Regions from separate parts of the Homo sapiens genome. Here regions 1 and 3 are each linked to region 2. A link is a contact called in ENCODE Hi-C or POLR2A ChIA-PET data. All regions are on one chromosome and are shown on one strand. The core of a region is the stretch at or near the end of the contact, and the rest is flanking DNA. Distances in the headings are between cores, read along the strand shown. Region 1 holds the start of PRSS23 (serine protease 23). Region 2 holds the start of EED (embryonic ectoderm development). Region 3 holds the start of FZD4 (frizzled class receptor 4).

What was found. Hi-C counts contacts between places; a loop is a spot of excess contacts on that map. ChIA-PET counts read pairs that join two places held with the same protein, here RNA polymerase II (POLR2A). Pooled maps may share reads with other maps.
Region 1: a map of chondrocyte shows a loop between it and region 2 (4-fold over the local background). The contact joins the promoter of PRSS23 here to the promoter of EED in region 2. A Hi-C loop is called at or near these places in 1 of 168 maps with a recorded cell type or tissue (chondrocyte) and 4 of 50 pooled maps. POLR2A ChIA-PET finds 5 or more read pairs at or near these places in 2 of 52 experiments (activated CD8-positive, alpha-beta T cell and activated CD8-positive, alpha-beta memory T cell).
Region 3: a loop to region 2 is called in a map of gastrocnemius medialis, with 3 times the contacts of the local background. The contact joins the promoter of FZD4 here to the promoter of EED in region 2. A Hi-C loop is called at or near these places in 1 of 168 maps with a recorded cell type or tissue (gastrocnemius medialis) and 4 of 50 pooled maps.

The regions. Positions count from the first base shown.
Region 1 is chr11:86,798,603-86,802,348 of GRCh38, forward strand. PRSS23 (serine protease 23) reads left to right here and starts at 1,940. Exons shown (of 2, transcript NM_007173.6): 1 at 1,940-2,049.
Region 2 is chr11:86,242,797-86,246,421 of GRCh38, forward strand. EED (embryonic ectoderm development) reads left to right here and starts at 1,957. Exons shown (of 12, transcript NM_003797.5): 1 at 1,957-2,547. The coding sequence starts at 2,434. RefSeq lists enhancers at 1,410-1,940, 1,941-2,469.
Region 3 is chr11:86,954,127-86,957,885 of GRCh38, forward strand. It overlaps FZD4 (frizzled class receptor 4), which reads right to left and starts at 1,269. Exons shown (of 2, transcript NM_012193.4): 1 at 675-1,269. The coding sequence starts at 959. It overlaps FZD4-DT (FZD4 divergent transcript), which reads left to right and starts at 1,495. Exons shown (of 3, transcript NR_038905.1): 1 at 1,495-1,586. RefSeq lists silencers at 947-996, 1,127-1,496, 1,847-1,996.

The DNA of each region.
Region 1 (3,746 bases), core at 690-3,189, 560 kb after region 2:
ATTTTATTATTCTGGAAGAAAATTTTTATAAATCTGTTTTGGTTTTATTTGCGAGTTGTTCAAAAGCTGTAACATAAGTTTATATCTGGTTTTGTGTCTGTGTGTGTTTTGAGACAGGGTCTTGGTCTGTCACCCAGGTTGGAGTGCAGTGGTGATCATAGCTCATTGCAACCTCCACCTCCTGGGCTCAAGCCATCCTCCCACCTCAGCCTCCCAAATAGCTGAGACCACAGGCGTGTGCCACCACAACTGGCTAGGTTTTTTGTATTTTTTATAGAGATGGGGTTTTGCCATGTTGCCCAGGCTGGTCTCAAACTCCTAAGTTCAAGCAATCTGCCCACTTTGGTCTTCCAAAGTGCTACGATTACAGGCGTGAGCCACTGAGCCTGGCCTATGTCTCTATATATTAATGTGACATTTTAAAAGAAAACAATTGAAGCTAAGCTAAGAAAAATTTGCCCTTAAAATGGTGGAAAATATCAGTTTCCTTTCTATTTAAGAAATACCAGGCCGGGAGCAGTGACTCACGCGTGTAATACTTGCTGAGAAGGGAGGATACTTGAGCCCAGGAGGTCTACGCTGCAGTGAGCTATGATCCTGCTACTGCACTCCAGAATGAGCTACAGAGGGAGTACTTGTCTTGAAAATAAAATAAAAGAAAAGACCACACAATAATGTGTTCAGGGCTTTCTCATGTAAAAGTAATTGCAAACACCAACGTATTAGGCATATCAGTAACACCTTGGTGTGAAATAGCACTTTAGACCTTCCCTTTCTGAGAGTAGACTTTGATAGGAGAAAGGAAAGCTAAGTAGCTTGATAGAAAGCATGGCTCAGTGCAAAATCTTGTCCTACCATTCAGTAGCTGTGTGATTTTGGGCAAGTCATAAAACCTCTCCAAACCTCCTGTTCCTTATAAAAATTAGTGTAATCTCTGCACCTTCTTCACCACAATGGCCTATATGTAAAGCTCTTGACCGAAAACGCTCAATACACAGTAATCTATACTAAATAGGAAGGCTCTAACACTAGGACCTTAAATGGCAAGGTCTCCAGCCTGGTTAGGAGAGGACTCCCCGCACACCCCCCTACCCTGGCCCCCAACCACCACCACCAAGATAACGACCGCTTGGAGTGATTCAGGGAAGTAGGCCCACTGGACAAGGAGGTGGCTCCACCAGCTGGTGCCCCGATGAAGAACTGAGGCCAGTGGGCTCCCCAGCCACCGCCGCTCAGAAGCTGCCAAGCACCCCCGGTGCTTTGGGCCCCACGCACAGCACTGAGTGCTGTAAGGAAATGCAAAGCATTGGTGGCCCTGCCATGGGAATACAGGTTTCTGTTCTTTGGAGGCACCGGAGAAACTAGGAGTTCGGTCAGCACCTTAAGGCGCTAAAAGTGTACGTGGGGGTGGGGCGCACACAGGTTCTGAACCAATTCTTCAAATTTGCCCAGGGCTCCCCATACACCAGGTGTGGCCCGCGTCCCTAGTTCTAGGCTGTTGGGGGAGGGGTCGCCTTTTGTAGGGGACCTGGTCTTTTTGCGAGCTGGCAGCGTGCTCCCAGCAGCGAAGGCCGTAGTCTCGCTCAGGAGGCCGCGCGCCAGACCCGGGGATGCGCGGTGTTCAAAGGGTGACGGCGCGCGGGTCCCGGGCAGGAGAGCCCGCCAGAGCCGGTGCTGCCTGGCGCCGAGAGGCCCGGACTGGCGACTGCTGCCGCGCCACCGGGGCCCACCTGCGCAGGGACGCTCGGCCTCAGGCCCTCTGGGCTGCTCCACCCTGCTCCGGCCGCAGGCGAGCGGCGAGGGGAGGGGGGCACGGTTTATGTGCAGTGGGGCGGGCGGCGTCCGCGCGGCTTCCCCGAGGCCGGAGGCGGGGCGGGCGGGCCTCGGGTGGCGCGGGGGGCGGACCCGCCAGCTGCCTGCGCTGCTCGCCAGCTTGCTCGCACTCGGCTGTGCGGCGGGGCAGGCATGGGAGCCGCGCGCTCTCTCCCGGCGCCCACACCTGTCTGAGCGGCGCAGCGAGCCGCGGCCCGGGCGGGCTGCTCGGCGCGGGTGAGTGCGGGCACCGACTGGGGCATCCGCCCGGGCGCGGGAGAGGCGAGGCGCCGGGAGGAGCGGGACAAAGGGCCGGGTATGCGCGGGGTAGGGTAACTGCGGGCTGCCGGAGGCACCGCAGGACTTCGCCAGGGCAGTCCTCGGGGTTCCAGGACACGGGCTGGGGGCCTGAAGGAGCTCTGGGGAGACGGCGGGGGCTGCAGGTCATTTGGATTCATGCAGTGTCACCCATGAAACGGATGGGGAAAGAAGATCCTGCTGTCTTGGGTGCAGGATGTTGGTTGGGAAGCAGAGAGAGCCGGCTCTCGGCAAGCTGTCCTTCGGCGGGGGCGATGGCTACACCCCCATGCACCCCCCCAACACACCACCACCACTACTTCTTTTCCTTGAGTTTTGCATATACCGGATTCCATCAAGTTCTGAATATTAAGTTTTAACCCTGGGCATGTGATTGTGAACACACCTAAGCAAGCAAGAGAAGTGCAAAAGTGCAGCAAATACAGGCTGGGAAATAGAATCTTTTCTCCGGAGTGGTTGTCCGTGTGCGTTCCGGGGGTGCTAACCCTAGACACTACAGTCTGAACTAACAACAGTTGTTGTAAGCAAATAGTTCTTCTGCCTGTAGGCATTCATCACGAGTTAACTTTTAAATAAAAGTTTTAAAGTTTTAAAAGGAGCGGGAGAAGACTTGTTCAGATGAAGGAACACCACCACTCCTCTCCAGAATACAAATTAGGTTTGCTTTCCAGCACCTCAGGAGAAAGCAGCTGATAAAAATCCTGTTTGTTTTACTGCCCACTGGGTGACACCAGTAAGAATTAAGCAGCTCAGTGTAGGTATTGGAATAGGGCTTGCTTCTCTCAGCTCCTGAAACTAAATTTGAGGGCTCCCTGTGCACTCCTTAGGAACAGGTAGGCCAGTGCCAGAATCCTCATCACATGGTCATGTGAGAAAGAATTGAATTTATAGATGAGGTCAGCTGTGGTCAAAAGCCCTATGTCAAAGTAGTATCAGGATATTTATTGCATGTTGTTTCAAGATCCTACTTGTGCATGCGAGTATTTGTGACAGGTTTATAACCGTGCCTACCATGAAGTCTGTCAGGAGTGGATTGGAGGTGAAGTGGGGAGAAGGAACTTAGAAAATGCCCCCAGAAGCCACTATGTTTATTTGTGAAAGTGTTTGCACCCCATCTGCGTACGAAAAGGTTGTTTCACTTGCAGTTTTCCTAGTTAAATAAAGTCAAGCGGTAACTTGTCCTTTCCTGTGCCTGAACTGGGAAGGAAGCCTTTTTCCAAGGTGCCTAATATGGATCTCATTTTTGTAACACTGACGACTTATTCAGCTGGATGGTTAACATGGATGCATTTTCTGGTTGTAGCATAAGTGTCCATTAATGCATCTGAGAACATTTTTGTCCCCAGTCTGCAATGGTTAATAGTCTCAGGTTCTCCCAGTAACTCTTCTCATAGATCCCTTAGGATTTCATCCACCAGGCATTATTCATGCCTAACTCCCACAGACTCCAGGGAATTTGTTTCTCATGTTCTCAATATTAGCAGGTTTTTTTGCACTCTGTTCTTGTTCTGCCAGGTTTGTCCCAGGCTCAATTTAGTTTACCTGAAATCCGATAGAGAAGAGGCTAAACTTCATTTGACCACAAGATTGTGTTTAGGGTTGCTTGGACTTGTAAG
Region 2 (3,625 bases), core at 707-3,206:
CCAACCACCAACCCCTCCAACTTTGCTCCTTGACTATACATCCCCACTCCTTGCTGTAATTTGGAGTTGAGCCTGATCTCTCTCCTATTGTGATAGTCTTGACAGCTATCAAAATAGTCCTGAATTAAGTGTTCCTTACTATTTTAACAAGTGTCAGAATATTTTTCCTTTAATGTAGTGACAATAACGTAGTAATATAAACTAATTTCCATTTATCACCCCTGATTCATCAGAAACATTTTAAAAATAACCCCTTCAAGTTTTAATAAGCCTCTTTAAACTATTTTTGCTTTGTTACAGATAATATGAATGCTGTAAGGCATTTTTCTACCATATGTGTCCTTTATCCAAATGTTCAGCACTTTTCTAATTTTATGACTAGACGTTGACTCCCACTTCCCAGCTCCCACTAATCTCTCACACACGGAGTAATTTTAATTTGAAATGCTTTAGTCAATTATCCTTTACTTGTAGAACTATATTTCAGAAACGTCCTTCCCTTTGTTGGGAAAGATGTTCTTAACAAAGGGAAGGATGTTTCTGTCTGCTGATGAAAATGTCATGCCAAAGCACGTCTTACTTTGTCAGGAGCTTACTCTACTCCAGTCTCATCTCTTCTCACCAACTGAGGAGTGCTTAGTAGTGCCTGGAACATTGGAAGTACTGAACAAATGACTGCCGTCATTGAGACCTCAACTTTAATTTTTTTTCGGCTTCTTTATTTCAAAGTCTTCACTGCAGAAACCTCTCATTCTGACCTGCCTTTGCTTTACTTCCTTTTCTCATTCTCAACCAAGAGTTCTCTCTTTATCTACAAAAGAAAGAGTGACTTGCAATCTGCAGATAAGGAAACTGATGTCCTGGTTATAAAGTTATCATGCAGAAATAATTCAAGTATACTAGAATTTTATGGATGGTGCACTCTAGGTGGGTAATGAGGTCTAGAAGAGAAAAGATATACAACATCAAGCAGGTGCCCAAGAAATGGTAGGTCCCTTTCTCCCTTCCTGCCTCCTCATTTTTACAGATGAGGACATTTTTACAGAAGCCCGAATAGATAAGTAGTCACAATCATGTTCTAAGAAAAACAAAAAAAAGGTGGCGGATGCCGTATTTTATTTTTCGTCATCACTCTCCTTTTCCTGCTGCTCATTCAGTTATGGTTTCATGACCCATATAATAATTCCACAAGGCTCACCAATGTTATCTGGCACCTGCTAGAGAATAGATATAGTAACAGAGGCAAATATTTTGGTGAAGTTTAACAGTTGTGTTGCCTTCTAGAATTTCATTGTATCTGATGTGCAAAAACAAGCAAAACATTGTCGGTTAAGTATCACAATCTCATAATGGAGATGAGCACTGATTCTTAGGCCTTGGCGTAGTTCAGGGCCTATCCTTTAGCAGCTAAAAAGAGCACTTTGGCTGTAACTCATTGGAGTCTAGTCTCATAATGTTAGGATATTTCTATTTAAGTCTTAACCACTATTGGTAGCAACTGGAAGGATAATCATTCATTACAATAAATAGTCAACAGAATAAATATCCGACAAGAATTTACGAAGCGTCTAGAGTATAATTCGGTAGCGCTTTGAAATCCACCCTGGGATTCGGAAACCGGGTAGAAAACTACCTGGTTCAGCAAACGAGAATTCAAACAGAGGAGGGGCTTGGAGGAGGCGGGTTTCGACGAACCCAGCGCAAGAGTACGCCACGGCGCCTGCGCATCCCCTGACGGGTACTTTCCATTCGCCAGATGGGGGAAGCCAGGGGGAAGCAGGTTACTGTTTTTGCATTTCTATCTTCAAGGAAGAATTAGGTTATGAATAGTTCCGTGAATAGTCAGGAAGCGCTGTCCTCCAAGTTCAAGATTAAGGAAACGTGGCATGCACAGCTAAAGCAAGAGGTGACGTCTTGTATCTTCCCCCGTTTCCTGGGACATTGGTGGTGTAGCCCATTCCACAGACTTTCGCTCCCTAGCAGCGGGTCGGAGATCGAAGGAACGGGCCAATTGCGGCTGAAACGTCTTTGGAAGGAGGAAGGGGGTGAGGGAGCATCCCTTTGAGTTTCGCCTCTTCTCGAGGCGGTGGTGGGAAGGGAGACATACTTAATACTGCCCTCTTAATCCAACGGACCTTACATCGTGTAGACTGCCGGGAGGGCGGCGGGAAAAGGGCAAGACGGGAGTTGGGGAAGGGAAGGAGCCAGGAAGCCGCGCGGGAGGGCGCGCGCGCGCGCCCCTTTTTCAGCAGTGTGGCGGGGTCGCACGCACGCCCGCCTCGGCGGCTGGGCGCGATTTGCGACAGTGGGGGGGGCGGTGGAGGTGGCGGCGGCAGCGGCAACTTTGCGGCAAGCTCGGGCCGGGCTTGCTTGACGGCGGTGTGGCGGAGGCCCCGCCCCAGGCGGCAGGAACCTGGAGGGAGGCGGAGGAATATGTCCGAGAGGGAAGTGTCGACTGCGCCGGCGGGAACAGACATGCCTGCGGCCAAGAAGCAGAAGCTGAGCAGTGACGAGAACAGCAATCCAGACCTCTCTGGAGACGAGAATGTAAGTGCAGCTTCTGGCAGTTACGAGACTGCGGAGTGAAAGTTTTAAATTCTTTTAAAACGGGGGGCGCGGGGACGAGCGGGCTGCTGTGGGGGGAGGGAGAGGTGTCACTCAGGAAAACGCGGGCGTGCGGGAGAAAATTGAAATTGCCTACGGGGATTTTGATGTGGGGCCGAGAGCAAGCAGGAACTAGGCAAAGGAGAGTGGTTCTAGTGATTGCGTGGGTCTGAGAAGTCTGCCCTGAAATCAGTTTGCATGTGATGGGGAGTGTTTTGGCCTTTGGGGGGATTTAAGGGGAGAGTGCGGGTCTGAGATTCTAGTAGTTTAAAAGGCACGTTAGAGACTTTTCTAAGAAAGTTGGAAGGACGGGGCAGAGTTAGGGACCCTGTTAAAGGAGCGTAAGGGTTGTCACTCTAAGACCCTTGTGGAATTTTCAGGATGGAAAGTGATCTTCGATTTGCGGAGTTTGGGAGACTTTATTAAAGGGGGTTTTGTGTCCGCCTCCGTCCTGTCCGCGGAGACCGGGTGCGCCTGAAGGTCGCCTTTTCTGTAGGAGGAGCCGAATTGAGAGGATCGATTTTTGATTTGGGGGTGGGGAGTGACTACCTTTGAGGAAGTAAGAGTGGGTGATTTCTTCTTTGAACGTTTTTACTTAAGATAAAGGTGAGGGGGGTGGCGACCTGGAAGATTTTGGGCAACAGTGGTATAGGCAGATGTATTTAAGTGTGGGTTCCTGGCTTCGCCAAGTGCGCGATGTTTTGCAATCAGATTTTTTTAAGCTCTGAAATGGGTATTCGTAATCATTCGGTACCAACATTTAACCCAACTGAGTTTTAATTGACTCGCCAGTAAGAGCCGAATTGACATAAATAAGTTTTCAGTTTCATGTTTTAGGTTGATAACCAGTAAGGTCAACGAAGTATCTTGACAATTTATTCAAAGATACTACTCCAAAATGTGATTCTCCTTCTCATGATATATAACAACTTGTGAATATCTTTTAAAAAATCCTTAAAATGTTTCAGAAGAGTGGCGTAAGTTCTTCATTTTCTCAGTTTGGCTAGTTTTAGGAATAAAT
Region 3 (3,759 bases), core at 19-2,518, 710 kb after region 2:
TGGAATAAACATTTTCTCTATCATTAGATATGCTTTACATTTTTTAATGACTGCAAAAAAATTTCTTCCAATATACCAACCACCTTCCTGCAGCTTCTTCTCACCCTCCAAGCATTAAACGTGCCTTCAACTGTGAGGATAAGAAAGAACTCAAGCCAACCCAACCACTCCTTCATGCATGACCTCTAAAACGCTGCGGGACGTCGTGAGAAGGGGCTATTCAGCAGAAAAAGGTGCAGTAGTGTTTCATTTAATAACACCCCAAAAATAGTGGGGAGAAGGAAGTTCGGTGAAGGATGGTCTCCTTATCACTCCCTCCAAGTCTTAGCTGCAGCTGGCTCCCTCCCACTCGCCCACCGAGCAGTGGCGGCCAGAATCCTTGGCAGAGATAACCCTCAGCTCCACTGGGGTTAGGGGTCTGGGCCAGACATGGGTGGGCAAGAGAGAAAAACGGAAGGGCGGGGTGTAAGAGTGGGTTCTTTCCCAGGCCAGATGACTTACACAACGTTTTGGCTTCCAGTCCCTGAGAAAGTGGGGGTGGGGATGGAAATCACTTTTCCAGGAGAGCTGTCTCCTTCGGGCTAGGATGATCAACTTGGCATGGGCTCTGCAAAGTTAGTTTGGAGCGTCCCTCCCCAAGGGGTCCCGCCAGGGGTGGGGGTGGGGGCGCCCACCTGCAGCTGGCTGGAGCAGCCGTACTGGATGAGCGGTGTGAAAGTTGTCAGCTGCAGCTCGGCGTCCGTCTGCAGCTCGTGCCCAACCAGGTTGGGCATCTTGGTCACGTTGTAGCCGAGGTTCTGGCACATGGAGATGCGGATGGGGTCGCAGCGCCGCTCTTCCTCGTCCCCGAAGCCCCGCGCCGGCCCCAGGAGCAGCAGCAACTGCAGGAGCAACCCCAGACTGAGACCGACGCCCCCGGGCGCCCCCGGGACGCTCGGCCCTGCGCCCCGCCAGGCCATGGCCAGCATCGGGGGTAGCAGCGGCAGCGGCTGGGGCTGCTCTGGCAGACACCCCCAGTTTGCACGGGGGCGCCGGCTGCCCGCGCTGCTCCCAGCTCCCGGGACGGGAGTGTGATGCGGCGACGAGGGGGCAGCGGCCGGCTCTCCAGCAGCTGCGCGCGACTGTGTGGGATTTTAGACGTCCCGGGCCGAGGCCGAGGGACAGGCTGCGAGGGTCATGGCTGCAGGCGGCGAGCCCACAAGCCGGCGCCGGCCGCGTCCGTTCGGCGTCTCCGCGAGGCCAGCCAGCAGCCAGCGCTGCGCAGCTCTCACCGCCGGAGCCCTGCGCGGCGCTGGAGGCTCGCGGCGCGGCGGCGGGGCGGGACGGACAGCGGGCCTCTCCAATGGCCGGGCGCGGTGGGCAGCTAGGGGCGAGGCGGCGGGGCGGGGCCGCTCTCCCGCAGGAGGAGTCAGGCCCCCGCCCTCCGGCCCCCTCCTCCGGCCGCCCCTCCCTCCCTCCCTCCCCTAGCGCCCCGCCCCGCCCGCCTCCCGGCTCTTGCTTTCCTCCCACCCGGATCTAGGCGCGCAGGGGCCAAGCAGGGACGCAGCCCAGTGGCTCCAGCCACGCCGTCCTGCCCCCTTCTGCAGGTGAGAAGTGCGCCCTGTTCCATCTGCCCCCTTTCCTTCCTGTCTCCTTTCAGCTGTAACCTAGGCCGGTGGCCACCTCCCCGTCAGGCAGAGAAACGTACACAAAGAATTGGGGATTTGGATTTACACCGATTGTGGCTTTCAGTCCCGGTTGTGTGACCTTGAGCAAATTGCTCAACCCCTCGGCGTCAGTCTCCTCTGTAAAGTCACTTGGGAGGATTAGAGATAAAGTGTAGAAGGCTTAGCATGGTGCCTGGTACTGCGTGAGTCCACAGCTATTTTCACTCCGGACCAGCGGCGATCGGGGCCCGGCCTCTCCCCGCCCCCAGACTCGCCCGACCTGCGCAGGGAGCCGCCCACCTCCAGCCGCCAGCGGGGAGGCGCCCCAGAGCTGCGGAGCTGCAGACCCGCCGACGGTCTCGCGCTCTGATTTCCTCACCGTATGAAATGAAATTCCACAGGGGGATTCGAAAGGAAATGAGACCGGGACTCTCCGTGCTTCTCGGCCCGCCGCCCTTCCTGTCTCGGGGACACGGTTTCTAAATAAGGTTGGGAGGGTGAGAGGGCGGGAGGGGAGAGGCTTGACCTGTGCACTGGGGACGAGGAAGGCGCACAACCACCGTGACTCCTCTCTCCCGGCCTCCCGGGCACCCCCTCCCCACCAGGCTGCACCCCTTTTTTTCTTTGCTTCTGCTTCGGCTCCTAGGGATCTGGGGATCATGTGACCCAGGTTTGAACCCAACTTTCCTGTCTCATTACCAGCCCCCCGCGGCTTTGTGCTGGTCCACCCTCTCTCTGCTTTCCAGTCGGCCAGTAAACTCCCAGCAGGTGGATTCCTCCACCGTTTACTTGTTGCTTGACTGTGTTGAAGCTATGGTGCCTCTCTGAGCCTCAAAGTGGCCGGCTGTAAAGTGGGGAAGTTCATATCCACCTCACACAGTTGTTCTAAGAGTTCAGTGAGATAATACCTGTAAATCATTTAGCAGTGTCTGACACATAATAAATGCTGAAGAACTTGGTGATTGGGGTGTGTGTGTGTGTGTGTGTGTGTGTGTGTGTGTGTGTATGTGTTTCCAAAACAGCTAGGGGAGATCAATTATGGGACAGCCTCCTGCTTTCCAGCCTGGTGCTAAAGACAGCTCCAGCAGCCCCGGAATGAGGATCTGGGTAAAAGGCTTTTCACCCTCTTCCTGAGATCTTTTTGTCCAACACTTGCCACTGTTTTATGCATGTTTTTATCCTCCCATTTCAGCCAATTCTGTGGCATATGGCAGAGGCTAGATGCAAGTTGGAAGAATGTCTGTGCCACTCATGTGACACTCATATTCTGTCTTGTATTTTTAGTCTTCTTATATTGGCAACGAGACTTGACTGAGGGCAAAAATGGAATCAACTTTTTTTTGGTATTTGGCTCTGTGCCTAGAACTGTGTTGGACACGGAGAAGCTGCATTGTCTCCAGTCATCATCATAAACTCCCAGTGAAGGAGGTTCCGTTAGCTCCTTATAGAGATTAGGAAACTGAGGCTAGAACCACAGTAATAGAAAATGACAAGACCAACCAAACCAGGGCCCAGAAGAGGCTCTTCAAAGATGGAAGGCAGGGCTATTTTCCCAGAAAAAATTCCCAGCTGGAAATCAATGTACTCAGCAATAGGATTGAATCTCTGTGTGCCTGTGCTGAGTAATGCATAAAACCCTTGGCCTACAGAGATGAATAAACGATCAGATGTAGAGATCAAATGATCTATTAATCATTTGGGTTACAGAGATGAATATATAATCAGATGAACAGATCAAATGAATAGATAATCCTCATCCTTTAGGATCTCACAGGAGGAGACAAAGGATTAACAAACAACAATAACTTAGTTTGCTAAGTGCACAGATAGAGAATTGTGGGTGAATTGAAGGTAGAAGTGGCTGAGTCTGGAGGGCTACTCAAAGGGGGATGACCTGCAAGACTCGTAGCTACTCAACAAAGTGTAGTTAGTATGCAATTGGCCCTTCTTCTAGGGAAGAGTGGTGGTGGTGGGGTGTGCTTTGTGCTGAAGATATGGTTACATGGTTTATTAAACAGTGAACTCCCTGAGGTCAAGGAGGAGGACCTGTCCCTCATACAGGGCCTGGCACACAAGGAACATCATTTGTTCTGGGTGAAGGAATACTGTTTTC